Linked DNA regions of Mus musculus: region 2 is linked to region 1. Evidence: chromatin loops called from intact Hi-C (ENCODE). Cell type or tissue: left cerebral cortex. All regions are shown on one strand. Links, peaks and the distances in the headings refer to the core of each region. The heading gives the core; the rest is flanking DNA.

Region 1 (16,081 bases), core at 3,504-11,503:
TCAAGTGAGAAGAAAAGTCTTTTAATGTAGTTTAAAACATCCTCAATATGGTTTGCCCTTCAGTTCAAACTGCCTTTCAAGCTCCCAGACTGTTTGCAACAATGTAAATTATGCAGTAGAAGAAATTATGCAGGGATTTGAATAGAACTTCTTGGCAGCATCCATGAACCTAGGATGCAAATCAAGGTAGAGTTTTGTTAAAGCCTGAAAATGAGGTTGCATGCCAATGACACTTTACATAGGACTGGCAGGGAGAAGTGCCTGCTTGCCTCCAATCTTCTCAAGATCTCTGCACTCTGGGAGTTAAAACAAGCAGGTCATTCAGAGCTATACATTGAGATCCTGCACCATTTAAAAGAAAGGCAGGAAAGGAGAAAGCGAAAGGATGGGAGGGAGAGGCACAAACTCAGTCATGCCAACTTCTCTCACCTCTTAGAGTTACTTCAATCCATAGAATTGTAGATGGAAGAGAGACTAGCCTGAATTGGAAGTAATGGCATCAGAAGGAGGTTTGAGATGAGAACAGCCACCCCAGTATCCGACTTTAATTTCTTCCAAAATAAACTTTTGAAGGAAGAACTGGAAAGATGAAGGGGCCTGTCTTAGATATTTTTCCATTGCTATGATCAGACATGAGGAGCAAAGTGACTCTTAGAAGGAAAAGTTGATTTGGTGTTTATGGTTCCTGGAGGATAAGAGTCCATCACTGCCAAAGAAAAGGGGCGTGGCAACAGCCGGGCACTGCAGCTGGAGCAGAAAGCTGAGAGTTTACATCATAAACCACAAGCAGGAAGCAGAGAGCAAACTGGGAATGACCCATAACTTCTCAACCTCACAGCTCACCCCCAATGACTGTCTTCCTCCAGCAAGCCCACACTCCCTAAACCTACCCAAGCAGAGCCACCAACTGGGAACCAACTATTCAAATACCCAAGGCTATGTGAGACATGTCATTAAGATCACCACAGGGCCTAAGAAAGTTATATTTCCGTTCTTCATTATCGGTGGTACCTAGCACTTTAGAAACCACTGGTCTTGTATAAATGGCACTACAATACACTTGTGTGAGGTATAAGAAATGAGTCAAAATTATTGGAAGTTCACAGTATGCTTCTTGAAGTTTTTAGCATGTACACAAGTGCTGTTTCGGATCAAATATGGCACCATATAATATTATAGGAGAACATAGTTAGTGAAGGAAGAAAGATTATCTCTGAGTTCAGAGATAGGAGTGAACATATGACTTTTAATAACAGGAGGCATAAAGTCAGTGATTGCCTGAGAAGACCCTGAGGTTAATGAACAAACTGGCAGAAGCCTTGGAAGTCAGTGTAAATACTTTGTCCAATCGTTGATGGCCAGAGATCTAAAGCAGTTCTCCAAGAACTAGTTATTTTTCTTTATTTTGTTTTATGTATTGATTCTTTGCTTGTTCAGATCAGGTCTCCCGATCCATCCCAGGTTTGCCCTGAGTTCATGATTTCTCTGCATCAGTTTATTGGGATCATGCTCAGCTCTAATAATTTCTTAAGTTACTCCCTGTGCTTTGTGGGTCATATGACAGACAACACATAGGTTGTAACCTCCATGGGCCAGCTATAGAAGAGGTGTAAGCTATCTAACAAGGAAAAAGTTAAGAAAATGTGGTGGAAAGAAGTAACGCTAACAGGTATTCCATGTAGGGTTCTCTCAAGCCATTAGTAGCATTTATCGATGGAGTATATAATATTATAGTGGAAAGCTAATTCCAGATTTAGTTTAGGTTCATGTATGCCTCTTTTATCAGTTCTTCCAATTACTTAATCTCTGCTAGCCTGCTTTTTTTTTTTTTTTTTTTTTTTTTTTTTTTTTTGTCTATAGAACAGGCGACTTCTTCAGCTCCTTTACAGAGTTACTGCACATATGTCATGAGAAACTGTTAATAGTCATATCATGGAGTCTGATAAGTAGTTAGTGTTCAAGTCAGTTGTACCCACTTGGTCCTTCTCTGCCCTCTGCTCGATTCTCTCCTCTGTGTCCCTCATATTCACCTATAGCTAGGGACAGATTTTATTCTTCACCAGTTTCTCTAATCTTCAGGCTCTGGGTTATATGTATAAGCAGAAGCAAGAATAATTTCGATAATCCTCAGTGTTTAGGGTTCCATTCAAATAACTTTTTGTAGTGGTTTCTCTCTAATTCATGATAATGATCTTCTATTTTAGAGTCTAGCTGGTCTTCAGTGTAGTAGCTGCTGGATTCATATTTGAGCTCATGCCTTTCCAAACTTATCTGTTTCTTATGGAACCCCATTTATTCAGCACACCTTTAATTATACTACTAATGTGTCTTTTACAATGCTACTGGAACTCCTTGGGACCTTCAACTGAAGGATGGAATTGTGAGCTCACCAAGGGTTGGCATGAAGTCTAGAGTCAGTCACAGGCAATGGAAACTGTATAGGGACTGTACACATCTGAAACACCCTTAAAAGTGTAAAGATGACAAAGTACAGTCATAAAACTTAAGGACTAAATGATCAACCAATAGATAGGAGTTGAATGCATACCTAAAGGCCATGCAAGTCAGGATATAGAGAGAGTGTCAGAAGAGTTCAAAGTAGCATGCAAATTTCTTGAAGCAGAAACTCACATTATCTTAACACATTTCTGAACTGCCACAATAAAAGTATTATTTGAGCCTGTTTGTCAGTATTAAATATCAGTAGGTAAAGACCAGAGTAATATGAATACAGACAGGGCTGATAAAGTGGTACGAAGGGAAGAATAAGTAGTGACTGGAGATGTTTATAAAGAGATTCTCAACTAGTCCAGATTCCAGAAAAACAAGAATGCTCAAGTGACAAAAACATCACTTAGGATAACAGATGTTTGATGGGAGAACTGTGGTACATAGCCACATACTGCCAACTTCAAGGGTGTTAATTATACACACTGGAGCTTGACAACTCTGTATGTTATGTGGCCAAATAGCAGACCATTTATGCTGTAGAGTTTGTGTACTCTAGGGTGCAATTATTCAGCCCTGCCCTTCTCGCTCCAAAGATGTCATAATCAATGCACGAGTAAAGGATAAAATTCATCCCCAAAATTTATTTAGGGACACCAAAATTTAATTTGACAAAATATTATTGTGAATTGTATTACCATGACTACTTAACAATGTGAAGTATCTTGATAGCTAGCCGGACATTCAAAAGTAGGCAGCTGGTAAAATTTCTGGCCCTTAGGCTGTAGTTTGGTGAATTCTGATACAGGCTCAATGTAAATGGTACAACTGGAATTGGAAAAGGAGCAGAAAAAGTGAGAAATAAGAAAGGAAACAAATTCAGCTGCCCTCATTAGTCAAGAAGAATGTGTGTGAGGTATAGTGTGTGTGTGTGTGTGTGTGTGTGTGTGTGTGTGTGTGTGTGTGTGTGTGTGCATGTGTGTGTGTGTGGTATATACGGTGTGAGATGTGGTATGCTGGGATAAGGAGGAGGTCTGGGCTTCCTATTTTTACATAGCTACTAATCTTTTTATTCCAAACACTCTTTCCAATGTGCCCTCAACTTGGCACTGTAGCCATCTGGCTGAGTATTGTTTTTGTTTGTTTGTTTGTTTGCTTGTTTGTTTTATTTTGTTTTTAATTGTAGAAGATGGCAGAAACATTCTAAAGAGAATAAAAGAAGAAAAGCAACTTTTTTCTCAAGGTTATAATCCTTTGCACGGGAGGGGGTAAAAGGAATAGTAGCTCATATCCTTGAGTGAAGACAGTAGTGTATGGTTTCCGTAAGTTAAAACAAAGAGGCAGCCACATAGCAAAACAACCCATCATATCACAGTGCTATATACAGCTGCAAAACACACTGCACTGGGCTCTGCCCCTTAGCTTGGAAGGCCAGCCCTTGGCATGTTTCAAAACGCTGGTGCAGTGAACCTGTAAAAGGCTTTATCTCTTTAATATGTGCCATCTGACTTTCAGAGCCTGTCTGACTGTGTCTATTGATGTCTGTCCTGGCTGAGTTCATCCTCTTTGAGCAACACAGCCAAGCTACAGGGACCAACAAGACAATAGGAAATTTCATGACAAGATTTAATTAGAAGATTCTCATCTGTATTCTGTGTGTTGATTAGCCTAACACTGCTAGTTTATGATCCAGAATAGTTTACACTCCCTGCCTGTGGCCTTTGAGTGACTTTGAAGATATCCCTACTGGCTAGTGTATACAATACAGCCACTTGCAAGGAACATCTTTTAGTCCAGTGGCAGGGGGAGTTTTTACAGAGCAAACAAACTATCAGCTCACTAAATGAAAACCTTGCTGCTGAATGCAGATGCACACAGACCAAATGCACTGTCTTCTTCATAAGAAATGGGCAACCACAGTGAACAGATGAAGTGCTCATAGAGTCCTCTTTGGTATTTTTCTTTTTTGGTTTTGGTTTTTGGTTTTTTGGTTTTTTGAGACAGGGTTTCTCTGTGTAGCCCTGGCTGTCCTGGAACTCACTCTGTAGACCAGGCTGGCCTCTAACTCAGAAATCTGCCTGCCTCTGCTTCCCAAGTGCTGGGATTAAAGGCGTGTGCCACCACTGCCCGGCCTCCTTGGTCACTTTGTAAGTGATTGGAACAGATCACATCTCTACGTATATTTCTGTATCTTTAATTGAATATACCCAAGAGACTCCTTTTGTGCACTTTATAATACCTTTCCAAATATAGAAACCTGGAAGATTGGATGTAGTTACTGCTGTTATTAATATTAACCTTTTATCATCGTCAACCACCTTGAGGAAACTGACAAAAGGCTTAAATTCATTTACTTTGAAATTGCACAAGAAAGGTACTCATTAATCATCCAAATCTATAAAAAGTAACATCATTAAGAAGATTTTTATATATTTTTCAATATAACCTAGTAAGACTTTTCAAATAACTAGTATTTGTGCATCATTATACCTTGCGCTACACAGACATGAATTATGAGCCATTGATTCTATGATGTGCCAGCCTGTCCAGGACGGGAATCCCCTCTGCAGATCTCCCACACAGACTTCCAGTATTGAGTGCACCGAGGGTCAGAAGCAATGCACAGAGGCATCCTCTGGTAGTCTATAAACTTGGGCCTTTACATTATTTAGTTAATCTTCTTCATATAAATATAAAATAATTATAAATATAAATATTATATATAATATGGATACAAATAATATATCCATAAATATAAAATAATCTAACATCAATTCATAAGTAGGTATTTATGTCAGTGCTGAAGGAATTGTCAGACCTGGACATGGTAACATTCCCTAGGGTCCTAGTGTAAATCCAATTTGTTTTACGTTATCGGAACAGATTTCTCCTGTGTATTAAGCGCCATTGTCCATGTACTACCATTTGAGTGTCAGCCTACATTTGGAAACTGTTTACAAGCATGCACATAGGATCCACTTGTACATGCTTGTGTAGATGTATACTTGCGTTTGGAGGTCCAATGTCTACGATGAATATTCTTTCTCTATCACTCTGTACCTTTAGTGTTTGAGGCAAAGCCCCTCATTAAGCCTAAGGTTCATACACTGGGCTTCTCTGGATGGCCAAGGAGCTTCAGGAATATTTCTGCTTTCCCTACAGCTGGGGTTACAGGCTCATGTTGCCATGCACAGCTTTATTTACACTGATTCTAGGGATCAGGATACAGTTCCTTGTGCTTGGACAGCAAACATGTTAGTAGCAGCCCTCTCCCACCCCTTTGCTTACAAACGTCAGTATTTGCCCTTTGCCGTCCCCTAGGTGGAAATAGGGCATATGTTATTTCTCTTGTTTTTGTTGTTGTTTGTTTGTTTGTTTGTTTTCCCATATGAGTGAGTAGTGGTTGGCTTGGCCAGGTCTTATGTCCATCCCTAGGGCATCCTCCTCCTCAGCTGCCATCATGGTGCCACACTGCACCTTAAGAACACCACCAGCCCAATTGGGATCTAAGCTATGGTGTATGTTATTGTTCCATCCATGTTAAAATGCCCTTTATCAAAGACATAGCAAACAAGCAAGCAAATGCTGGTAAAGCTATGGAGAAATGAGCTTCTCAAACAGGATTGTTGGGCATATAAACTAGTGAAGCAGTTATAGAAGACAATATAGAACTACCCCCCTCCAAAAGCCTGACAAACATGAATTTGAAATGATTCAGAAATGTCCTAGAAAGTCGCTAGCCAAAGGTGAAAATAAGTGTATAAATCACAATTGACAACATATGGAACCAATCTAGGCTTTTAGGAATGGAAGAATGGGTAAAGGAAATATGGTATATACACAACCATGAATATTATTCAGCCAGGAAAAAGAATAAATTGCTGTCATTTGCAGCAACGTCGATGAAGCCAGAGGACATGTTAACTAAAATCAATCAGGCACAAACAGACAAGTGCTACATGTTCTCACGTGTGGAGGCTTATGGATTCATCTCTAAGATGCAGAAAGTAGACTATTAATTATCAGAGCCTGGGAAGGGTGTCAGGGAAAGGAGATAAAAAGAGTGTGGTTGGATCAGCGGTACAATGCTGAAGAAGAAAGAAACTTATATTATTGTGCAGCATAATAGGACAACAGTGGTTGACACTAAAACACTGTGTACTTCCAAACAGCTTGTAAAGTGGGCTTGGAGTGTTCTTAACACAGAGAAGTAATCAATGTTCGAGGAGATGGCCAAGCCAATTATCTTGATCTGACTATGTGTTTACATTATACACTTGTGTTAAGGTCAGAGAGGCAGGAGGGAGGCCCTTCACAGAATGGCTCTCGTGCAACTATGGGAACTTCAGCCCTTGTTCTGAATAAAATTGCAATCCAATTAAAAAAATAAAGTGCAATGTAGGACCTTAATTTAATTTAGATCCCCCAACAGCATATTTTTATTGGAAAAATGTTCATGCAATATATTTTGACCGTGTTTTCCCCTCTCCCAAGCCTTCCCTGATCCTCCTTCCCTCCCCAATCACCTAACTTTATCTTCATTTCCTTCTCTCTTTAAAAACAAACAAACAAACAAACAAACAAACAAAGACGCAAACATGCACAAAACCACGAAAGCAACATTTTTTAGAAACTGAATTTGTGATACTGGACAGTGCCTGGCATTACTCACTATGGCAATGCAACGCCACCATCACTGATCCTCGGACGCTTGACCCAGAAGTGATTCTAGCTGAGCCAACGCTATTAGTTAGTTCATTGTGAGCGTCTAGTGGGAATGATGCACACAGTGGTACAGGTTTCTATGTCCCCTGTACCCTCAGTTGCAGTTCCCTGGTTTGAAATATTTACCAAACAGCTGTCAAAGAGATCTTTGCAAGAATCTTTACCTATCTTTCAGAAACTAAAAAAGATTATCAGAAAATATAAGCTGATAGCATGCAAAGCTACAGAGGTGTATTCATTTCACGGTTTACTGTGACATTTCTAGATGAATACTCTAAGAACTCTGTAATTTGTGACCAAAGCATGCTTTTGTCAGTGCAGATAATTCCCTAGACTTCCCCAGCCAGGAATCTCAGATGTTACTAAAAAGCCTGTTTTTCACCATCTCTCCAACCTCCTTTCCTACAACTTAATACATCCTCACACTTAGCTCTTGTTTGGAGGCACGTGAATTGTAGAAATGCCCCTGTGAGCTTTCCTGGGTTCCTCATCTCGTTGTATACTGTTGGAGACAGCATCTGCCAAAGTTAGATTGGCTTTTGCCTTCCTTATGCAATCCCCTTGTTGGGCTGAAAGATTCCCTCATGATCAAATTCCTGACGGCATGTTTAGCTGCCATCTGTTGCCACCCCTAGACTGCACAGGCTGCAGCAGCCATATAATACAGTTTATTTCCCAAATGTCATAAGCTATTTCACACATCTTTGACCTTCCAAAAATCCTGCCCTCCAGTGGAGGATTTGCACACTGTGTCTTGCTCACAATATTCTATTACTTACAGCTTCTATTTATATACCAAAGGTTGGTGACGTGTCCCCTGGCTTCACCTTCAGGATGCCTCACATCAGAGGTGACTTTGAACTTGCCTGCATCAGTACCACAACTCTTGGGTCTGAAACCACTGAAGCAAAGGCAAATCGTAGGTGCTCAATCACTCTTGAAGTCTAAATACAGAACTGCCCTACCGAGAGGTGTTGCCCCACTGACGTTTCTAAGAGAATGTGATACGTGCAGCTCACCACACACAAAAGGATGCTCAAGAGACAGAAAAGAATATTGTGTTCTCACATATTCCCATAAGGAATATGGGCGTTTACTATAGCTTATTGGATAACTTAGAAACTGTATAGAATTTCAATATCAAACTTGGTCTTTCATAAAGTAGGGTTTTGTTGATGTTCTTTGTTGTTGGTATTTTTTTTTTTTTTGGTCTGGCATTTTCATGTCCATGCATAATTTATCTTTGAAATTCTCATTGGCTTGCTGCGAAATTTCTCTATGGCTGACATAATTTTATTCTATGTTTGATTCTTTGACTATAAAGGAGAAAATAGTTGGAAAATTAGCTCCTCAATTATGAAATTTGTGTAAGGAATGATTCGTTTAAGGGAGCTATTCCATCGAGCAATGACATAAAGATACTTAACTTCAGCAATGCAACATTGTTTGGTATTTATATTTAGGCTTGTGTTTCTTATTACTAGGTACCATATGTTCTGGGATGGGACATTGCTGGGGTTTGCCTCATCAACTTGAAGTCTCTCTCCAGTCAGCAGAAGGTTGGCTACTGCAGAAGCATGCTTTTATAGCGGTGCATGAGTCATCTGTTTTCACGCGGCTGGTAATGTAAGGAATTGAGACATATGCCTCATGTGTCACGATTGAGTGTGAATCTAGAAGATGAAAGTAAAGAGAACCCTCAAGTGGAGATTGCTACAACCTTGGGGGCTGAGCATTTTCAGAGCCACCGTGACTTTTTCCAAAAAACAATTTTAGAGTATTCTTTATCCCTTCGTGAAATGCATAGAAATAATTCTAAGCTCCAGGCATATTACATTGTGATGAGGAATATTTCTCTGGTAATGAGCTATAAACCTTGATCTACTTTTCTTAACAACAAAAAAAGATGTCTTTATTTACAGAACAAATGTAAACAAATGGTCATTGAGGGCCTGGGTCATTTACTAAGTGGGCATCCACTTGGATATGAACCCAACAGGAGTCCATGCAACTTTTTAATTAAGGCTGTTTTTCTTTCCAGGATAGAAAAAAATCACAACATGGGTATGTGGGTCAGATCTCCAGGGTAGTGCCTTGATATGGATTGTAGCGTTCTACCAAAAACGCTAAGCACATTGCTTGATGAGCTTACACCCGAAATGGACCCAGATCTTCATTAGGCAGGCTGGGTTTGAGGATGTAGCTGTCCCTACAGATTGCATTTATGTCTTCTCAGAAACTATTTTCTCAGAACCCTTACTAAGCTTTTGGCCAAGTTGGTTTAGACTGCAAAATATGGTTAAAAATAATATCCATAGAGTTTTTTTAATAAAAAAAACCTGTGGTGACACCAAACCTTAGAGATTTATAATTTAGAGAAACTCCCTATTTGTCAAAAAATATCATCACGTAGGAAAACTAGAAAGAGGATGACTTCAACAGAGAATCAGGGTGATCTGGGACAGAGTAAATGAAGTACAATTAGTAGTTGAGGACTAAAAGTTAACCAACAATGGAAATAGAGGCTTCAGAGTATTCAAATTCATAAATGTACTTTTATAAAGGACAGAATGCAAACTATGAAGTCATCAACCAAAATGGTACCCCTTTGGGAGGAGGTATCAGTGAACCAAAGGGTCGTGATAATGGTTCCATAGGCACATACCAAACTCCATAAGCTTCATCAATTAGCATGTTTAAATATGTAGCCACTATTAAGAGCAATAGGAGAATAATAGCAAGTAGTGTTAAAAATACGAAGACGATCGTACCTTGATCATGTTAATAAACAGTCCAGGTACAGTTTAGAAGGGGAAGAACCTTGATTTCACCTAACCCCAAGAATAAATAGTTTCTTCATGTGGTCTCATGTCACTTCTCCCTAATGTCTACAAAAAAAAGTGTTAGAAACATTGTTGTCAAGTTATGGTTTTTTATTAACCTGTATTTTCCAGGAGGGAAAATCCTCCTTAGATGGTGTTATGTAGACAGGCACTTTCTTTCATCTTCTTAGCAGAAGTTCTTGAGTAGCTGGGCCCCATGGCTGCCTGAGTAAACTGTCTCAGAAGCTCATGATCCCAGCAGCTCAATTAACCAAAAGATAATGCTAATGATCATAGCTAATGTATATCAAGCATTTGATGCTCCGGGCACGCTGCTTGCCCATACACCCTCATTTAGTTCTCGTAATATCCTCGTAAGTGAAGAATGTTAAGACCGTGCCTTTTTCTTACCATCAAAGGAACTGCTGTGAAGGTTGGTGAAGCTGCACAGCCAGCTCCTGGCTGCACTGTGACACGGTGCAGAACTGAGGTCATCAAAGCTTCATCTTTAGCTCTCTGGGAAGCGCCATTTCCCGGCATCTCTGCATTTCTGTGCTGGAGCTTATCTTCATTTGCAGCATGGGGTTGTAACTGATTTCTTTTTTAGCATGGGAATACAGGGTTTTGTTTTTTTTTTAAATAAATATTAGCTTTGAATATTTCACTGTACTTTGGCAATCATGAACACTATATGAAAGTCTATGTTATATAGAATCGAAATAAATACAGCAAACTATTAAACAAATACATGAACTATTAAAGTTGAGAAAAGAGGGGCTTGCTTTCTCTCTAATTTCATTGCTGAGTTGTGTTTTAATTCTGATAAGGTTTCTAGATTATAGGTTAGTTTTTATTGCATTTCTCATAACACTGAGTTACCTGGACAACGAGGTGTGACCTGGATTCTTGGAATCTACTCCAGTATGAGATTCTAGGAAGCTATGTAGATATGCAATTCTTATAATTGCATAACAAAACATATTTTGTGTCCTTTAACACTGCCCCTGCCCATGGTCCCTCTTGTTCCACTTCATGGAACGGTCTTCTTTAAAATTCCTTTGTGCTGAAGAGGATGACAATGGACTAATGCCATAGCTGAACCAGAGAAAGTAGAGACCTGCAGAGTCATGCGAAAAGTCAGGATGAATAAGAAACAAAGAACTGGATGGTTCTCCCATAAGTAAGATGGAGATTTTATTTTTACCTGTTCCCTGCCCCCCCCCACTCTCTTGCTCTCTCAGATGCCATGAAGATTTTTAAAAGTTCTTCCCCCTCCCCCCCCACTTACAGTTTCTACTTTAGTTATTAGGTACGATTGCCAGAATCACTAATATCCAGACAAGTATTTTATTATTTCTTTTAGAAATTACTGCATGTGCTCAGGAAGAAACCAGTAATTTCTCTGGCTCTTTCTTGAAGCCAGCATTAGCTGGTCCTCAGCAGTGGTCTCCTGGCAACGGAGTTTCCAGGCAGATCATGCTGAGGACAAAAATGAGCAGAAATAAGATGAGAGACAGTAAATGTGGAAAAGGAAGAAGAAAAAAAACATATGTATGCGTATATGTGTGTGTGAATGTGTGTACATATATATGCGTATATATGCATGTGTGTGCACATTTGTATGTGTGAACATGACTTGAAAAGAATTAAAAGGGAAGATTTTGATTTTTAATTAACTTCTTAAAGTAGGTTGTGAGCTGTATAGTTATTTGTTTAATGGTATTTTAACTGTTATCTGAAATATCTAACATCTTTTTCCAAACAGAAGATTGATTTACTTTGATTATACACAGTTTTATTAATTTCTTTTTGTGTATTGAGAGCAGTTGTTCAAACAAGCAGGACTTAAATATTTAAAAGTGCCCCCCCCCACTCAAGAACAGATTCCAAACACTCTAGAAAAATTTCTCCCCAAATTGCCCTTTTATATTAAGAATCTTAAAGTACCATTAATTGTGTTAAATTACCAGAGAGACATTAGAACTGGTGTCATAGTGAATGGATTTTTATGAGTTTGGAAGCCAATAAAGCCCTACAACTGAGCCTTCTGAAAACAAGGTAAAAAAAAATCACATTATCTTCCCAAATTTCTGTCCACTTTAATTCTCCTTGGCTCATTAACCTTCAGAATGAATTATTAAGTAGATGTTTTTAACTGCAGCACATATATTCTCAGGCTACATCTCTAGGGTAGGTTCTAAATATCCTGACAAAAATCAACTACCATATGTGAACAGTAGTAAAAAGAAAAAGTCGTCAATAAAATATTCACCAATGATGGCAGATGCCCACCTGTTCCATGTGATCCTGAAGAAAGGACTTGAGCCACAGAGCTTCCTTGATTGTTCACTACAGCTCACTGGTGTGCTGCAGCCTACAAACAATATGAAATAAAAAAAACACACCGAGGGCTAAATGCATTGCATGGACACCTGTTGTATACTTAGGGCTAATTGCATGGCATGGATACCTGCTGTATGCATACAAGAAATGGATTCTTCTAAATAATACTGCCTTTGCTGTGGGTTGGGTCCGGAGCTGCCGTAGGGTGTCCATGATATCTTTATCTTGATTCTGCTTTTTGATTTTGCTTTCCTAAGCAGATAATTCTACTTGTCTCAGGCATGCTGCCTGATTTCATTTCAGTCTCGGTGTAGAAACTGATGCTGGGGTTTAAAAATCCTTCGCTATTTGTTTAGGATGCAAAGAACTAGGCGCTATTGATGTCTTGGATTGCTGCACTTTGTGACTGCTTTTGTTTTTTAGTTATTGGTACACATACTCTGCTCTACCCTGAGGCATTGAGACATTGGGCCAGACAAGACAAAGTCTTCTGTGGTGTGGTTTCTTTCCACGTTCAGTAAAACATATTTATTCCTTGACACTTATTAATACCATCCACCACTCCTCCCTCTCCCCTCCTCTCTCCTTCCCCTCCTCTCATTCTCCCACCCCCATCTCCGTGTGTTCTTAAGCATTAGAATTCTTACATTAATTATGTGCCCCTTCAACGAGGCACATAATTCTGTCATTAATTCTTATAATACATACGTGGTCAGATTTTTATTTAGTCTAAGGTGGGGATCCTTCTATCCCGATAACAAGATGAAACTGAGACTCATGGTGTCCACTGCACACAGATGAAGAAAATGAGGCTGAGATGGTTGAGTGTGAGAAGAGGGAGGGGCAGAGTGTTCGAATAAAGAGGAGACTTTCAGTCCTTGCTCTCCATCCCGGGTCATTTCATGGACCTGGTGGCAGACTTCTCCTTTGACACGGGAAATAAAAGTGGAACCTGCATATGATACTTTACAAAGTTCTCTGTAAAACGTCCTCTCACAATCAGAAGAGATGAGATGAACCAGATGCACCAAACCCTGTAGTTTGCACGTCCTTGGAACAGCGCAAGGAATGGAAAGGCAGCTATTTGCCTCCTTGTTGACTTTGTTCTAAGCGAAGGTTTCTCTCACTTGCATATATTAGCAGTAAATGTCCTCTGCTTTCAGAGTCTATTCACATAGAACAAACACGAAGCTTCTTAGAGGAGCAAGCACAGCTACCCCCACTCCTTGTTTGCAGAAAGCGTTTCTCATCTAGTGGCTCAAATGTATGAGTTTTTGACTCACACTTAACCTTTAAGTCTTATAAGTCTCAAGGCCCCATTATTCAAAAGAATTTAAGTATCTCATCTACAATATTGGCAAACATTTCGGATATCTTGGGAAGCGTCTTCCCAAAACAGCAGTTGGTGGCCCACATGCACTTGTAAGAGAAATGTAGATAACTGTTGTTGGCCCACCCTGTGAGATCTGGGGTGGAGGTGAACAGAGAAAAGAAGAGGACCACCACACAGGACTGCAGCTCAGCTCCTGACACACACTTTGCTTGACTGCTCTGGCCCCTGTTATAGCTGCAGAGCCTCTCTCCTACTGAACAAATGAGCTTGCTGACATCTACAAATGATACCTGTCCCTTGTGACACCTGCCATCCTGCCACCATCCATTCTACACAGACAGCCTCTCCGGGAGCAGTCTTATTTTTCTTTCAGGCGACTATCTCAGAACCTGTCCCAGATGCTACTCCTGTGTGGTCAACACCTCATCTGCAGGTCAACAAACTCCTCATTATAAAATGAATTATTTACCTCTCCATAGAAATGCAGTTTGCAATGTGTGGTATCATTAGGATGATACTAAATTGCTGAAGCCTTTGATGGATTTAAATGAGAATAACAGGGTAGAACCCCTTGGCAACTTGAGTACATTTAGGGAGAGATAGACACATCAGAGACTCCTCTCTCTGGCATGTGAAGACACAGAGAGAAAGCAGCCATTTGAGCAGGTGACTTAACCCTGAATTTTCCAGCCTATGTAACTGTGAAGAATAAGCCACTCCTGATTAACCCTGCATACGGTTTTAGTTATGTGCACCCCAGCTGACAGGGGGCGTTGCTCCATTTGTACAGGGTATAAATTCTACCTGCTCTATGGTGGGATCACTCACTACTCTGCAGTGGACTCCTACGTTTTTCAAGAAAATACTATGTTCTCAGTATTTGTATTCCCTTTCTAATTTTGCTTTCTACCACTCAAAAAACATCACTTGCCTCTAACCAATCTGATCTACTTGCTGATCTTCCCTGCCTGCCTGACCTCTCAGACATCTTTCCAGCTACTTAATCGTGCATACAATAGCATCCTGCTCTTACTGGGCTTGCTCAGAATCCCTACTGACCTGCACCGATTCCTACTCCATCCGTTTCCCTTGCCTTACTATATATAATACTACCTACACATAGTTGACATGACAAATTGCCATAAAGAAGCCTTTCTTTTTTAAAGAGTCAGAAGTGTGTTTCTTAACGCTCTGGGGACCAGCAGCCTCAAAACAGATGTCAAACAGAACCTCACACTCTTTAGTTATTTCTCTAGACTAGATGTTTAGTTTCTGGGGCTAATGTCAGTCCTTGGACCATACTGACACTTGTTATAGCACACTTAGTTGACCGTGATCATTCTTTTATGTCTGTGACACCTCCCTTGTGTATCCCATCTGGATAGTTGATGCAGGACACAGTGACTAACCACCTTGTGTATCCCTATGTGGACAGTTGATGCAGGACACAGTGACTAACCAGATTGCCCCAAATGAGCACAATGCCTCAAAATCCTTAAACTAACTGCACCTGCTAATGGCTGTTTCCAAACACTAAAACATTCACAGGGTCTGAGAATTGGGACTTTAACATATCTTTTGTGGGGACACCACTCCCTTGAACCACTATACTAACCAATGTCTTTCCTCACTCCAACCACAATGTAGCCTCCTGGTAGATGGCTGTCTAGTCTCCATTCTTCCTCCTTGTGATCTAGTTTTTTCCTTCTGATTGAATCCTTTGGAAACACAGCTTGATCCCTAGCACCTAACATCTTCTATTGCCACCCCTCTCAGCTGTGGGTCAAAGCCCCTTGACCATGAGTTAATCTCTGTGTGAGTTTATTGGCAGCCATTAGTCAATCACCTTTCTACCATTCACGATACAGAGAGGATCTAGTATGCTAAACACTGTGCTTTTAAAATAGCTTTGTAGCCTTTCATGCATTGTATCCTTTCATGCTTCTATAGGTTTCTATTTCCTCGATTTTTTTTTACCTTAAATTAACTCATCCTTAGGGTCTGATTTAATTAAAATGTTTAATGCATTATTACCTCAAATATCAGATAAAACTGGTGTGTAGCAATCCATCTTCTCCGGGAGAAGTCAAAAGTGATATCTCCTAGGTTACTATTATATCTACAGAAATATACTTATAGCCAATATTCTATGAAAAGATGAGGTCCTCATCATTTTTCCAGGACTCATCAGATATGAATGAGGGGGAAATATGAAGGGATAACATCAAATATAGCTGCTTAAAATTACCAACCAAATAAAAATATATGAGACAAATGAAACATGTGGGCCCACTTTGAGACAACATTCAGTCAATATACTCCAACAAAAAGCACAAAATACTATTTGTACGTATGTACATAGGTCAGCTAAAGAAAGTATAGACCACCATGTGCATGCCTATACTTTTAT
Region 2 (16,081 bases), core at 3,890-11,889, 140 kb after region 1:
ATGTGAAAAACCATCTAACTCTCCTGTTGCCATGGTTTCTCTATCATGATTGGGAACCCTCAAAATGTGAGCACAGATAAATGTTTCCTAAAATTGCTTTTCTTAAGTATTTATGAGAGTAGCAAGAAAAATAACTAATACAAGCACACTTAAGTTTACAGCTCTGTCTCCTAATGTCTCCCACTTTTTTCTATTTTTATAATAATTATTGTTGATTACTATAGTCAACCATTAGGTAGTAGTTGTCCTTTCAACTGACTGAACAATGAGCCCCCCAAAACATGTGTCTGATCTTAATCATATTCATATTGTAGAATCTTGCCAGGGAGAAAACACATAGACCTTGAATAATAAGAATTAGTTGGGTGAAAATAAAATGTCATTGAAGCTATTAAACTTGTGTAAATGTTTATGGAAAAAATAGCTATTGAGTTGTTCCTCCAAGAAAGTGATTAGGGACCGGGCTCCTGCTTATAACGTCATCGCGTGAGAGGCTGCAGTGTGAGGGGTGTAGTGTGAGGGGTGCAGTGTGAGGGGTGCAGTGTGAGGGGGTCCACAAGGGCCAGGCCAGCATGAGCTTCAGGGTTAGTCGCAAAAACTAAAAGAGAACAAAATATCACCAATAAAGTAAATACAACAAAGTTATGTTAGAGGAATTACAAGCCCACTGCCAAAATGTTACTTTATCTGGGAAGAATCTCATCCAACAATCCCTTCCTATCTATATAATCATGACTTGGGTCTTCTTGTAGATTATTTTTCACTCATAACCATAAGCTGGGAGAATTAAGAACAGAAAACAATGTAAAGCCTATAGTAAGTTATAGGAAAGAGAGTACGTGAAAATATCTTCTTTTACTTGCAATAAGAATAATAACAAAAGAAAGGCTTGTGCTATCCAATCTTGCTATTCCACATACGATTGTAAATTCACTGAGAGTATTAATGATTTATTTATTATTAAATGCTAAGACATGTTCATCAAAATAACTATTTTGAAGATTTCATGATAATAAATTTATAGGTACTTAAAAAAAAAAAACAGGTATTTGCCTGTTCTAATGTAAAGAGCAAATCTTTAAAGAATCCAAAATCAATTAAGAGAGCACGTGTGTTCTATAGAATTTGGGAGAGAAGCTTGAAAAAACTATGGTGATACATTAGAATTAACACTTTTCAAAAAGTACTCATTATACTGATCTTCTCATAGTTTCCACAGAAAATTTAAATTGTAATATTTTAGAGTTGTAAATCGATGTAATTTTCACAAAAATTACATGTTCAATTGACACATATTAATTTAAAGCTAAGAAATCTTTATTCATGTTTTAAGAGATCATACGTGTTTTAGAAATGTAACACAAGTGGAGGAAAGGATATGGTTATCAAATAGGTTATATAGTTTATAAGAAACACTTATAGAGAATACCTAAACAAATATATTCTCTTGTAAGCCGTAGTGAGATATCCTAGCATATCATATTCTTGTAAGCCATAGTGAGATATCCTCGCATGTCATATTCTCTTGTAAGCCGTAGTGAGATATCCTCACATGTCATATTCTCTTGTAAGCTGTAGTGAGATATCCTGGCATGTCATATTCTGAGGAAGAATCTGAATATATTTAACACAAAAATAATCATGCCCAATTCTACAGAAATTTACTTTATCTAAACCCAGCCCCTAACTTAATTGTTCATATTATAGAAAAGGGTCATTTCAGGCCAGAAAGACTTTATTCCACAAAATAAGGTTTTGCAGACAGAGGTCATAAGGCCTTAGGATACATAGTCCAAGGGGAAAACTATTCTTCAGACATAAGAGGTGTGTGGTGAAATGCATCTATTCTATAAGAGGTACCAAAGTGTTGTAGATAGCCCTGGGACTAATTATATTTGATGTTAATTTCCTTCTCTTTTGAGTGGTTTTGAACAAGGAATGAGTCAGTACTCAGGTGATTTCCTGTAAACCTGCTTCTCACCTCAATTTGTAAAATAAAGGAGAGCTGATGATTGGGCAGATAAAAGGGAAGATGGAGCAGAAAGTGAGAGGGAGAGAGGAAGGAGAAAATGGAAGAGGGAGAGGATGCAGAGGAGGATGAAGAAGAAAAGTGGAGTAGGAACACATGGCCTGGAGAAATCACAAGTTCTAAGGGCTCTCATAAGCTGTGGAAGATGGTAGTATAGTGGTAGATCTGCCCAATCTAGGTGCACAGCATGAAATCATATTAACTTTGTTGTGTTTTCATTGCTGGGGCATAGTTGGGAGGAGATTTACAACAACACCAAAGTCCATATATATTTTGGCTAACTTGTGAGAAGTTTATATATTTTTATTTTTTACATGCATCTGTGTATGTGTTGTGTGCATATGTGCCATGCATATTATATATGTGCATGTTTACAAAAGCATGAGCACATATGAACATGCATACATGTTGTTCTAGTATGCTTTCTGCTGCTGGGATAATCAGCATGAGCAAAAACAACTTAGGGGAGAAAGGTTTATTTCTAGAATAGACTTCCAGATCACAATTCATCATTGAGGGGAGTCAAAGCAGGAACCAAAATAGAAACCATGGAAGAACGCTTACTTGATAGCTTGTTATAATTCCTACACAACTCACGCTTACCTGCTAGGGATTACACCGCCCACAGTGGGTTGACCTTCCTGCAATCATCATCAATCAAGACAGTCTCTCACAGACATGGTCACAGGCCAATCTGATTGGGGAAAAAAAAATATTTGATTAGGCTTCCATCTTTCCAGGTTATGTCATGTTGACAATAAAAACTAGGACACGCGATTGGATTGGGGCAGGCGCTGTGTTCCACTCACCAGAGGTCTTAGGATCCCGTGGGGAGTCCTGTGTGGGCCCTTGCGGGTGTTAGGCAAGACTCTGCTGGCAAGATAGCCCGGGGATCTGGTAAGAAGGACACATGCTCCACTATGTTCATAGCAGCCTTATTTATAATAGCCAGAAGCTGGAAAGAACCCAGATGCCCCTCAACAGAGGAATGGATACAGAAAATGTGGTACATCTACACAATGGAGTACTACTCAGCTATTAAAAAGAATGAATTTATGAAATTCCTAGCCAAATGGATGGACCTGGAGGGCATCATCCTGAGTGAGGTAACCCAATCACAAAAGAACGCACACAATATGTACTCACTGATAAGTGGATATTAGCCCCAAACCTAGGATACCCAAGATATAAGATACAATTTGCTAAACACATGAAACTCAAGAAGAATGAAGACTGAAGTGTGGACACTATGCCCCTCCTTAGAATTGGGAACAAAACACCCATGGAAGGAGTTACAAAGACAAAGTTTGGAGCTGAGATGAAAGGATGGACCATGTAGAGACTGCCATATCCAGGGATCCACCCCATAATCAGCATCCAAACGCTGACACCATTGCATATACTAGCAAGATTTTATCGAAAGGACCCAGATGTAGCTGTTTCTTGTGAGACTATGCCGGGGCCTAGCAAACACAGAAGTGGATGCTCACAGTCAGCTAATAGATGGATAACAGGGCTCCCAATGGAGGAGCTAGAGAAAGTACCCAAGGAGCTAAAGGGATCTGCAACCCTATAGGTGGAACAACATTATGAACTAACCAGTACCCCGGAGCTCTTGACTCTAGCTGCATATGTATCAAAAGATGGCCTAGGCGGCCATCACTGGAAAGAGAGGCCCATTGGACAGGCAAACTTTATATGCCCCAGTACAGGGGAATGCCAGGGCCAAAAAATGGGAATGGGTGGGTAGGGGAGTGGGGAGGGGGGACTTTTGGGATAGCATTGGAAATGTAATTGAGGAAAATACGTAATAAAAAAAAAATATATATATATATATATATATATAATAAAATAAGTAAATAAATAGCTCAAGCCTACTGCCAACTCTAGGTAGGTACTTGGAATGCTGAGGTCACAAACTATTTGGAGTACATATAGAGATATTGCTCAAAACAGAGCAAAATAAGAAATGCAACAACAAAAGCTTAGGCTGCCAAGCAAAACATAGTGGGCAGGGAGTGGCCACCTCCAGACTAGTTCTCCTCCCTCGCATCTCTTTTCAGAATAAATCATGAAGATATTGGGAACTTAGTAAGGCCTTTTTTTTAATCTTCTGATATAGGTGTTGTTGGCTCTGCTGTTTTTGAATAGCTAGCTAGCTATCTTGGCTTCACTATTTCCTTAGGATTGACTCTAACAGTTAGATACCTCCCCCTCAATGGTGAGGGTTAATATTGATAGTCATCTAGACAGTAGCTGGAGTCACCCAGGAGAGTAACCTATGAGGATGGCTGAATAAATGTATAGATTAGATTAAGCGAGATTGGAAGATCTACCTTAAGTGTTGACAGCAGTACTCCATAGGCTAAGGATCCCGGGCTGAATCCAAGAAGAAAGTGAGATGAACACCAGTGGTCAATGTTCAATTCTCTCTACATCCTGATTGTGTGTACCATGTGACCAGTTGTCCAATGCTTCTCTCTTGTAGCCTCCTCTCTCGACTTTCTGGTTGTGTGCCACGTGACCGGATGCCCACTGTTCCTCCCTCATAGCCTCCCCCACCTGGTGAACTGTACCCTCTAACTCTGAGCCACAAGAATCCTTTCCTTCCTTAAGTCACTTTCCTTGGGTTATTTTATCCCAGCATGGAAAGTCCCTACCACGTTCTCAGTACATGTTCTTTTCTCTTCTGGTAAAATTTCTGGAAGCTAGAGAGTCCAGAAAAAGGGGGCCTAGTGGCAGCCTGAGAAGCGGTGCCTCACACTGTGTGACAGAAGTAAATTTTAGTGTTTAGCCCCTCCAAAATGGAGCTGGAAATAGGGTTAAGGAAACAAGTGGGGGTTGTCTTTCACCCTTCACTTTCCCTACTAATGTGCCTTTCAAAAATGGAAAATGTAGGGGAACATTAATTCTATGTTTATTGTTAGTAAACAGTCCTAATTTAGAACAATGGTGGCATTCATATTCCAACTTCAATGCCAAGTAAGAGCATTATATTTGGTACTTATGGACTAAACTATATTACTACAATTTACTATTGTCTTGTTTGATTCTCATAATGGCCTACTGTAGAAACGGAGACAAATATTTTTATTTCTACTTATAATTCAGCAGTTTAACTTCTCAAGTTTTTAATAGTATGAAATTAGAAACTAGAGGTAAGGTCCTTGAAATATTTATTCAAGAATTGCTATTATTTGGAAAAAATAGCCAACGAATCCTAGTTTATTGTCTCAAGAGAAAATATTAGCTTATTAAGCTATGAACACAATGCATTTTACAAATATGCATTTGTCTATTTAAAATTTAACACCTTTAACTAAATAAAGCATTAGAGATTTATCTTTCCAGCATGAGATAGCATCAACAATCAAGGCATGCAGATGGCAAGCATCCTTTTTTGGACGATTATATAAGGCTTTATGAAAATACCATCATATGTAATTATAGACATCTTTTAAAATATATAAGGGCTTTCAGGAAAGAGGTTCTAAGAAATCCATTGCACCAAGACCTGCTGTTTGTGCTAATGGTAGAATTAAAACTTGAAGAAGGAAGGTCAAAAAGATAAAGTGTAGGGGCTGAGGGACAGTGAAGAGAACAAAAGATTATATACTCTTTGGCCTTTTACTCTTACCTCCTGTATTTAAAGAGAATCTAGCTTTGAACTTAATGAGGTCTGAAAGGGATGTAGTTGAAAAGTTTATCAGTTCAACCTGCAATGAATACTAGAAAACCCAATATGACTGTTTAAGAATTTATCTTTACCATATAGAAGAATCAGAAAGATGTTCCAGATCTGGGATAGCTGTTACATGGAGTTATTAGGAATTAGGTGCTTTCTGTTAGCAACCGGACCACAGTTAATAACCAGGCATTATTCTTGAGGCCACAAAGTGGCTGTGAATCAGTCCACACTCTGCCACATGGCCACTTTGAGCATCAAGGGAATTGGTGATTCAAATACTGATCTTTGAGGCATCTGTAGGACAAAAAGGTATGGCAAAAGTTGCTGTGGAGTGAACTCCAGCATGCCTGCTACATTGTGTTGGACTCAAGGTCTTCCTTGAAAAGAATAACTCTGAAACAAATCCTGAAAAATGGGCCTAGAAGCAGTGAGACAACAGGACACAGAAGCCCACCATGAAAACTGTGTAGGGGTGAATTCTGTTTTTCTCCTTGACAGTGTAAAATGCTATCAAATAAAATGGACCCAAGTAATATTCAAAGTCAGAAAATTGACAAATGCATGTAAGAATACATTAAGTGCTTGAGACCTGTGTGTATTGGGTGACAGTATGATCACTGCTCCTTCTGTTGTGAAAATCAATGTATATTTAAGCCAAGCCGTTCGTTATGCAGAGTTGCTCATGTTTGAGCTAATAGACTGAAGAGGTAAAAGCTTGATAGTGTAACCTCCTCCCCCATGCTGATCACTAGAATTAAGCCTGTAACCTGTTCTTACAGGAGACATTAGCTTTGTCATCTGACATCTAAGGAGAAGCATATTATCTGCTTGTTTTAATCCTTGTCAGAACATTTCTAGAAGGTACCTGGCCACAAGCCCTCTATTATCTGCATACTGGCTTATGTTTCATCGCTTGTGGAATAAAGGAAACTGTCGTTTCACAGGATAACAAGGTTAAAGTTGAGGCTTTTGTGATGAGCTGGGCAAAGGTAGTTATTTCTGTGACACACACCTCTCCAGAATGACCACACTCGAGCTGCTGAAAGTGAAAGAGGAAATATAATGTATGAGAAAGATACACACTCTTTTGTACAGAAAGCAAAAATTATAGTTCTAATTTGAATAAAAATCTGGACAAGATGAAAGGCTTTCTAAAATAAGTAAGTAAATAAATAAATTAAACTGAAAAGATATCATATGATTTAGTTCCCCCCACCCAAAAAAAAATACAGCCATGACTATATAATGTTTTTCATTTTCAGGGAATCATTGTCCTTTAAATTTTTTTTAAATAGTATACAGGAATACATAATGATTTGATTTAATTAATTTGCACTTCTGGGATCTCAACTTTGTAGCTTAAAATTTCATAGGCACAGAGGAAAAGAAATGTAATGTTCTGACAACTCTGTGCCAGAAGAAGGGTCCCCATCACCACTATCCCACCTGGCAGTCTTCCAGACAGTGTGGTAGGGGACAAGCAATTGATAGAAGGATAGGCTCAGATATAAACTAGAGCATGTCTCTGGGTAGGAAGGGCAAGGCTTTAGCCCTGAGCGCTAAGATACAGCCTGGACCTTCATCATCCAGCCAAGTGCTGAAGACTAATGACGGTGTCTTTGAAAGTTTGGCATTATTATGAGAAATAATAATATGGGCAACAGTTACTCCACAGAAAAGCTAACATATCACAAAAAGAGTCTTCCCTCCCGGGTGTTTTTAGACTAGCTGGAAAACCATCGCATCGGCTTGCTTTCCTTTTCCATGGAGGTTCTCTCAGGGAAAACTCCATCTCTAAATGGCAGCTGTGATTTCTGCCACCTTCCTACTGGGAATTCTCAATATTCTTGTTTGCATTTTGCAAGCGCTTTCAGCTTCCATGGGGGAAAAGTGTGAAATTACTATTATTATCTAACTCCTGTTTTCACCAGTATGAATTTCTCTGCAAGTGTTATTCATAGTTTCTGTAAAAGCCAAACACAGAATGTTACCTTGGAGTGTTAATGAACCCTTAAAAAAAATCACTCAGAATTGCTTTTGCAGTGAAGTTGAAGGCAAAACAAAAGACCATCTAGAAGGAGAATCAGAATGAATAGACTTGTCAGTTTTGAAGCCCTTTAAATCTCTCCCAAGATATCCTTGAGAAATAAATTATTAACTTAATTCATTTCTTTAAGAATAAGTGTTCATCCTAAGCTGGCCCAACTCTATTGCACACGCTCATGCAATAAACATGAGTAAAGGCAGCACTGGGCTCCAAAGAGAACCCAGATGTTAACACCAAAGTGTATCGTCAGCTGCAATCCCCTTCACTTGCCTACACATGTGGATGTGTTTCATTTCATGACTTATAATTTACCATCATGATTGTGTTCTTTTTTGATGTTCTTTTCTTTCTCAAGTTCAGCCCACTAGACAGCTCATACTCAAATCTGCATCATGGTACCTAACAGCATTCATAGACGTAGTAAATATAATCCATGCTCATTCCTTCATTGAATCAAGTCTACCCAAAGCTAGGTATGATTAAGGTCAGTTCTAAATTACACTTAAAGCCACCTTCCTAGAATATGAGATGCGAAAGTCAACGTTAAGGTAAAAAAGGAGCATCAGATAGAAAGCGGGATGAGAAGGCAGTTTCTTGATGACCAAGGGACCCTGAGACCTGCTTCAGGGTCCGAAGTGTCTTTCTCTTCTCTTCTCACAGAAGCACATTCTTTCCTCATTATTCTCGGGTATTCGGAAACAACTACTGGATTAAGATATTGTCGTTGCCATGGCTGATTCATCATCTATCAATGCCTAACACAGTATGTGACTCAAGGCAGCTGTTCAATATACAGTGGAAATATGACTATTTGCAATAACTTCTGAGTCCTGGGACTTTGTAAAGATAATAAAGCTCTTATGATTGAAAGGGGTGGGGTTTCTGCATTTTATTGTAAAAGAATAACTTTCTTCTCTGTTTCTCCCTTAGTGAACACCACAAATTCACTCCAGTTTCTCTTTAGTTCTCATCTCCCACAAGGTTTTCCAAAACCACTTTTTAAATGAGTGCTTTTGCCTCTCCCCTTCCTTCTCCCCACTGAGCTTATTTGAGTTAGTCATCTAATAACCCTTCTTTTTTCTCCTAGAGGGTAAATATGCTCTTCTTGCTTCACCATTGTATCCAAAACCACATTACCTAAACCTGACTTCCCACCGGCAACGCAGATGTCAAGTCAAGCTCCCCAAAAACCAAATCAAAATCTCTACAATAGGAAGTCTAAACATCACCCTCTGGCAGTTTGAGAATTTAACAATCGTAATTTATTTTGTAGACAATTCTAATTCTCATTTGCAGAGAACTTGGATAATTGCATATCTACAACCTCCACATTAGTGAGTGAGCGAATGAGGAAGTGAAGTTGACTAGAACTCACTATTCATTGTTGAGGACCTAATTTTGACTTGAGAGTTTTCTCTTTACTCAGTTCAGCTTGAACACGAATGATTTTTGATTGAAGCATCATCTCTTAACCACCACGGGTAAAACTTCTCACAATAGGTCAGGACCAGAATGCTTGCCTAGTAGGTCCATGGCATTAGGGAACTAGAGTAAGTAAACGGAACTTCAGGAGTCTCCAAAGATAAGCAAACCCTCGTGTGACAAATGGAAGTTGTGATGAGAGAACTTGGAAGCACTTGCCATATACCCCCTTTGAGAAATGGGAGACACCAACTGCAGAGACAAGACATGCACACAAGACATAGGATCACCGTAGCATGAAATCTTTTGAAACTTTTCTTGAAACCAATTATTTTCCTCTGTCTTCTCTACAGATAATTTCCCTCTACAGCTTTCAGAGGACAAAATTTTCATATATCTTGCCTTTCAATAAGCATCTTGGTCAGACGGATTTATGCCTGTATTTTCTACATCACCCCATTGCTCATTCTGCTTCAGCAGGTAACAGAGAAAGCATCAAAAATGATGTCAACTCTGGTGATATAAAAGATGGTCAGGTGCACTCTGAAGTACTCCATATTCTCCCTTAGTCTTCTATTGAGCCAGAGAACAGCCACAGAGGACTGCTTAGCAGTATACATTTCCTGGAAGGCAACAACTCTTTTCTTTACAACATCTTTCCCCTCAATTTTCACTACCAGTGTTCAGTACCAGGCCATATGGGTTTGTTAAAGACGTCTTTCATTTGTCAGTAGCAGGGGTTATAGAGGGTTGTATTAAAACCCACTCATGGTGATAGACTTCCTCCAGCAAGGTATAGTTCTTGATGGTTCCACAACCTCCCTACATAGTGCCACCAACCAAGAATCAAATATTCAGATATGTGAATCTATGGAAGACATTTCTCATTCAACCCACCACAGGAAATGGGGTTAGACTCCCATGCTTAGCATTTACTATTGCTAATGTCATTATAATAGCAAGGTATCTGATATGAAGGACAGGATATTATCATTCTCATTGCTAAGACATCTTAGTGAATTGAATCTTTCCCCCTTATAGCCTTTCCTTGTTCCTATGTAAATGATAGTGTTTTCATGGTAACTGGCATACTAGAAGACTCCGCACAGGTCCTCTTCTCTCCTTATTTCCTTGCACTACTTTCTTTACTCAAACTTACTCAATAGACAAAAGATTCTGCCCTACCTCATCACCTATCCAGTAAGAGCTAGAGAACTGTATATGAAGTGAAACCATTATGGCAAGAATAGAAAAATCCTGACGATGGCTATAGCTACAGAACTGGTGGTTCTACTTCTTCAAGAAAATAAAAGAGAAGCATGACCTGGAATTTGAAGGAAATACCAGTCTCTTAGATTTCAATTCACATGAACTGAATAGTAATTTGAAAAGTCTGTAAAAAGTTTGGAAGATGTGAACACTGGCAAGATATCTTATATGAAGAGAGAAATATTACTATTCTTGTGGTGACAGTTCTCTGATACTATTCCATTTTAAACATCTTACACGGAGGTGCAATGAGATAGCATAATGTCTAAGAATTACTCCCAGATATTCTACAAGTGGGAATGGATAAAGATATTAAAGCAAGAAGAGTCATGGCCATGTATCCATGCATGCTGAACTTGGATAAGGAGCATCCGAGTTTATTTGTTGAACTTCTCTCTCCTATTCTTTCTCTTTGACATATATACAATAAAATTCTTATTGACAGTTACTAAACTTTCCTAAAGTTATGCTCTACTATTATGACATAAGCTGAAAACTGAACTTCCATTTAGAATAATTTTCTAGGGTTGACTCAGGGACATTTAGTTATCAAAGTAACAAATTATTTTAACATATGACAGTCCCTCAAATAGATTTTGAATTATGTACTACAGTTCTATGTTTCAATAGTCTATTGTGTTTAAATACATTTCCCTTTCCTATTTATTCATTCTATGAATATTTTTCCATAATTTATTGTATCCAAGGACAGTTCTGGGTCCCAAGGAGATGACAATGAACTATGTAGTCCTTGTCCTGAGCAAGTTTACAAATTATAGGGTAACAATATGAAACAGATAACTGGATTTTTGATAAGTGTTATGATGTGACAAACACCAGGTACAATGAAAATGTACCACAATAACATCTGATTTCCTCTCAGTACCATGGTGAGGCACCCAGGAGCTCTCAGAGCAAAGAATCCCTGAGTCTTACCTTCAGTAAGAATGATAAAACATGACAGAGTTTGAATACATACATCACAACCCATTCTTCACACTCATGAACAACTCAGGTTGAACAGTAGGAATCATAAGCTAAGTGCATGGCCTCACTTTGGTATAGACAGCCTGAACTCTACAGCCTGAGTCTTACTCCTTTCTTGCTTTGGTACCCTCAGTGTCCACATCTGCAAGAAAGCAAGACCAGGTTCTCCTCTGAGCATTACTTAGGAATAAATGGTATGACCCACAGCAAATGCTTCGAAAAACAGTACCTATTTTAACTGAAGAAAAGATAAGAATTTGAACCACCACAAGAAATTCCAAGAGTGTGATTAATGACGAAAGGAAAACTACATTGCCTTTCCATTAGCTATACTTCTTTTGAAAATCAATAGTTGACTTCTGGAAGTCCATAATACTATAACCAATCTTTCAAAATAAAAATAACGAAGTTTTAAACAGATGATAAATGAGGAACATTGCCAGGTTGAAAGGCTAATAACACTTCTGAAGCATCTCCCTTCTGTTCACAAGCTATGTACATTGCTTATTAACAAGAGCATCGATGCATCTGAAGCCCATTACATCAAAGGATTCATCCCTGGCATCATCGTCCATCTTTGCAGGCAGCTTCTCCCTTGCCAAAAGCCATGGCAGCCAACATAGTAGGCGATGTTACAGGTTAGCCTGAGCAATGTGGCTGCTTCTTAAATATCTCACCTTCTGTAATTTAGACATTTTCAGATTTCCATAAACACCCTAATTTTTGCTCACTGTGATTTCCCCTACAGGGGTTGCAAGGGTTAATTTTTCTTTCTTTTTTTTATATTTTTTTCTAATTTTTAATCCATTAGCCCTATACAAAGGGTGGTGAAGTTTCTGGGTCTTTCCTCAGAAGTTTTAGCTTCTGTGCACTTCGGGATAAGATAAGGAAGTACTTTTGATCGTTTCTTTCGATATTTCACTTGTTGAGATATAGCACAGTTGTAAAACATCTATCTGGCACACATGAGGTTTGGGGCTCAATCCACAGCACTATAAAAATGAGAAATTGACAAATATTAAATTGTCCTAATAACAGCATTGTATAGAAGTCTATTTCTTTTCTTGCTGTATAATAGTGTTTAGTGTTAGTCTGTTCAGTCTAATTTTGAACAAGGAGTAACTGCTTTTGTCACTACAGCCTGACCTGCTATACTGCAACACCAAATCCAAGCATAGGTTCCTCAGAGACAAAAGAACACTGTCCCAGGAAAAGGCAGTTAACTTAATGGCTAGAGTAGCAACTGATGGCATGGCTTCTCTAACCTTTTAACAGATGATGAGATTCTTTCTTGCTCCATCTTCCATAAAATAAAGGAAATGAACTAGAAGGAAGGCTATGAAGTTGGCACCTCTGCACAGAGGCTTGCTGCACAAAATATATATATATTTTATGCATTTTGCAAAAATGCAAATGAGAAAGGACATGAGCTTTCTAGTGTATGATAGAGCCTAGCCTTCTCTTCAGTGATTTTTGGTTAATTGTTGGATTTTAATTTATAGCAGTTTTAGATATTTTGAACAGAAAAATTGATCATAAAGCAAAATCCCTATGTGTCCTACATTTGACATGAATATGACAGATGCATTGTCATTAACTAAAGTTCCTAGTTCTCTGTCTCATACCTAGTGGACTCTTTCTGTTTCAGATTCCCACCCACGCCTCCACAATGCATTTATTCTTCAGATTGCTTTAGACTTCTATGAGATATGACAGGTTCGCAAACTTTTCCTTGGTTTTGATGGCCTTAGCAATTTTGAATGCAGGTGAAGTATTTGATAGGATGTTCATCTTTTGGAAGGCAATATTTCCCTTATAAATATACTGGCAGTGTGAGCTCTAGAGAGGTAGATCATAGAGATAAAATGCCGATACTATCGGACCCAAGGTACATACTCTGCGCACAATTTATGGCTGCGGATATGCTCTCCGTCACCTGGCTCAGATATTATGTCAGGCTTTTGTAGTGGAAAGCTAACTTTCTCTTCAGCCTTGTCTACTTTAGAAAGAAGCCAGTATGTGCAAATCACATTTAAGGCGTATGAATGTTCTAGTTCCTGACCATTACAGTATCTCAGCATCTACATAAGTAATCTGAAACTTTTCTTCATAGAATTGGTGCTTCTTTGCTATGACTCAGTAATTTATTCAATGATTCATTTATACATGTATAGGTTCCCTGATGTTTATTTTATACTTTGGGATATAATTTGATAACACTTGATTTTATTGTTCCAGTTGTTCTAGGTTTTGCTATTTAGAATTCTTTGAGTTGGCCCATCTTCCATTGGGCATGGGTATATCCATCAGCGTAGGATTTGTTTTGTCTGCTTGTTTAATGCGTTCTCATTTTCCAGCAGGAGAAGATGCTTAATTCCATATTTTGTATTTCTCACTCCAGAGAGGAGGAGCCCTTTTTCTCAGAAATGATTCCTGTCATTGATGAGTCATCTGTGTGGTTGGATGCCTGCAGATACTAGAGGGTTATTTCTATTAGAACCATCATCCATACAAAATTCTTCTTTCTCGTACCCCTAGTCAGGTTACATATTTGTTACTGTGCTGGTCATTGAAAAATGTGGAATTTTCCTGGTCAAGATCTAGATTATCCCTACATATCTTCCCAGCTAGACCAGTCTTGGTGGAATTCTTTTTCTGTCACAGACGTAGATCTACTCACCGTAGTACATTGAAATACAAGAAATTACAATGGAAATTGTGACATCAATCTTTGAAAGAGCTCGCTCCATTAATACACACCTCCCTGGTTCCTTTCTTGCTGTAATTTGAATACTGTGATTGTTTGTTTTGTTTTAAATGTCAGCTTGCCACAACTTGGAATCACCTGAGAACAAACATGGCATTGTCTAGATCAGGTTGGGCCAATGGCATATCTGTGGGGGATAGTCTCAATGTAGAAATTGATGAAGGAAAACCCAGTGCACTATGGGTAGCATTGTGGTTAGGCTGAGCCCTGAATTTTTGTAAGCATGGGGGTTGGGGTGTAGATGAAGCAGCAAGCAGGCCACATGGGTGCCTTCATTTTTCTCTGATTTTGATGGTGGGTATGACAAACTGTTTATACTTCTGCCTAGACTATCACTCACTGATGAACTGTATCCTGCGAATGTAAGCCAAATAAAACCTTTCCTCACCAAAAATGCTTTGGCCAGGGCATTTTATCATAGCTACAGAACTGAAGTGTGTGTGTGTGTGTGTGTGTGTGTGTGTGTGTGTGTGCGTGTGTGTGTGTTTTATATCTGCCTCTTTTCTACAGAAGTCACCAATATAACATTTCCCAACCTTGTCACTACTGACCCTTTGGGCTGTGTCATTCTTTCTTAAGAAATGCTATATAAGATATGTATCTATTATGACATCTAGCCAGTGGATACCAATAACCTCCAGGCCTTTTTCTTCTTGTTCTGATAAGTAGTAATATCTCCAGACATTCTCAAATGTTCTCTGGAGGCAAAGTCACCTTGAATTGAGATTTACTGTCCTGGTATAGAAATTTGAAATTTTAGACCCTACTCCCAGATCATCTGTGATTCGCATGCTTCTCAGAATGGAGAAGCTCCAAGAACACAGACTCTATTGCATTGGGGATTATATGAAACTAGCCTCACTGCCTGTCTACCTCTAATTGCAGAGTTCAGCTTTCATATATTACTTTGGCCAATGACTGTAAAGATTCTAGATGTGAGTACCTCATTTCCCTCATCCTGGTACTTACCATACAGACCCTTTTCCTACAATCTCTTTGCATAGTTCTCTATCTCCTCTCTTCATCTAACTGTAAACTCTTCACAATCAGGTGAGCTCACAACTGTGGATGAACATACCCAGACATGGCTATAACATAGAATAGTTGATTCCATGATGCTTTTTACGTTCTTTAGGTTAAAGAAATCTCAATATATAAAAAGTCTTTTAAAAAATTAATGGTCATTGAAAACAAGGACAAATCAAGTTGAAATTCTCTTAGTCGAGTTAACAATATCGACTTGAATGATGTCATAAGCTTTTATAGTTCTGGGTCTTTGTTCAGAAATTCTTTTAAGAAAAATAATTCAAAAAGAAAATTTTTAAGCTTTCCTGGCATCCTCATCCTGTGATTATGGAATTATAGGGCTAGGGGAACACAAAACTAAAGGGAGATGGGAAAACTTACTTTTCTGGGCTACCACTTGATTCTCTGGCTCTGCATTTTATCTGCATACATAGTATGCAGTTCACTGAGCTCATTATCCTCTGCGTTTCTCTGGCACCCTCTACCCTACTTTGAAAATACGTGTCCCCAACTCAAGATGTGGTAAGTACAAGTCTCACTGCTCTGAGTTTCATCTAGCCATCTAGTTTTCATACGTGTGATACAGTCAACCTGCCATGGTGCTGTAAAACAAAACACCTTTTAACAAGTCAGCCTGTGCTGGATTTCCAAGCTCTATGCCTGGAAAGAGGCCTTTTGTTTTTATTACTAATTGAAACTGTATAAATCTTAGACTACTGCTGGTCATTGTTCGAAAGAACACAATCAAAATGGAGAGAAACGGGTACTGTAGCAATTGTGCTCAGTCCTGATCCTGTCTTCATTGACATATCTCAGTTTGGTGGATTCTCTCATTGTTCATGATTA

Evidence for each region. Peaks named below come from ENCODE experiments on the same cell type or tissue, not always from the same donor. Only the 100,000 strongest peaks of a DNase experiment are listed, where the experiment ranks them.
Region 2: a loop joins it to region 1, with 12 times the contacts of the local background. A loop is called at or near these places in 2 of 42 quality-filtered maps.

What each region holds. Positions count from the first base shown.
Region 1 is chr16:85,480,123-85,496,203 of GRCm38, reverse strand. The region is part of intron 2 of Cyyr1 (cysteine and tyrosine-rich protein 1); the gene reads left to right. Among named protein-coding and RNA genes, the nearest start is that of Cyyr1, 62 kb to the left of the region's middle. In left cerebral cortex, for the core only: a CTCF peak has its summit at 7,902 (motif pointing left); DNase peaks (open chromatin) are centred at 7,699, 7,914 and 8,764.
Region 2 is chr16:85,339,296-85,355,376 of GRCm38, reverse strand. It overlaps Gm41483 (a long non-coding RNA gene), which reads right to left. Exons shown (of 4, transcript XR_876194.2): 2 at 2,633-2,723. Among named protein-coding and RNA genes, the nearest start is that of Gm41483, 24 kb to the right of the region's middle. In left cerebral cortex, for the core only: no CTCF peak of the experiment used is centred there; DNase peaks (open chromatin) are centred at 5,549 and 7,534.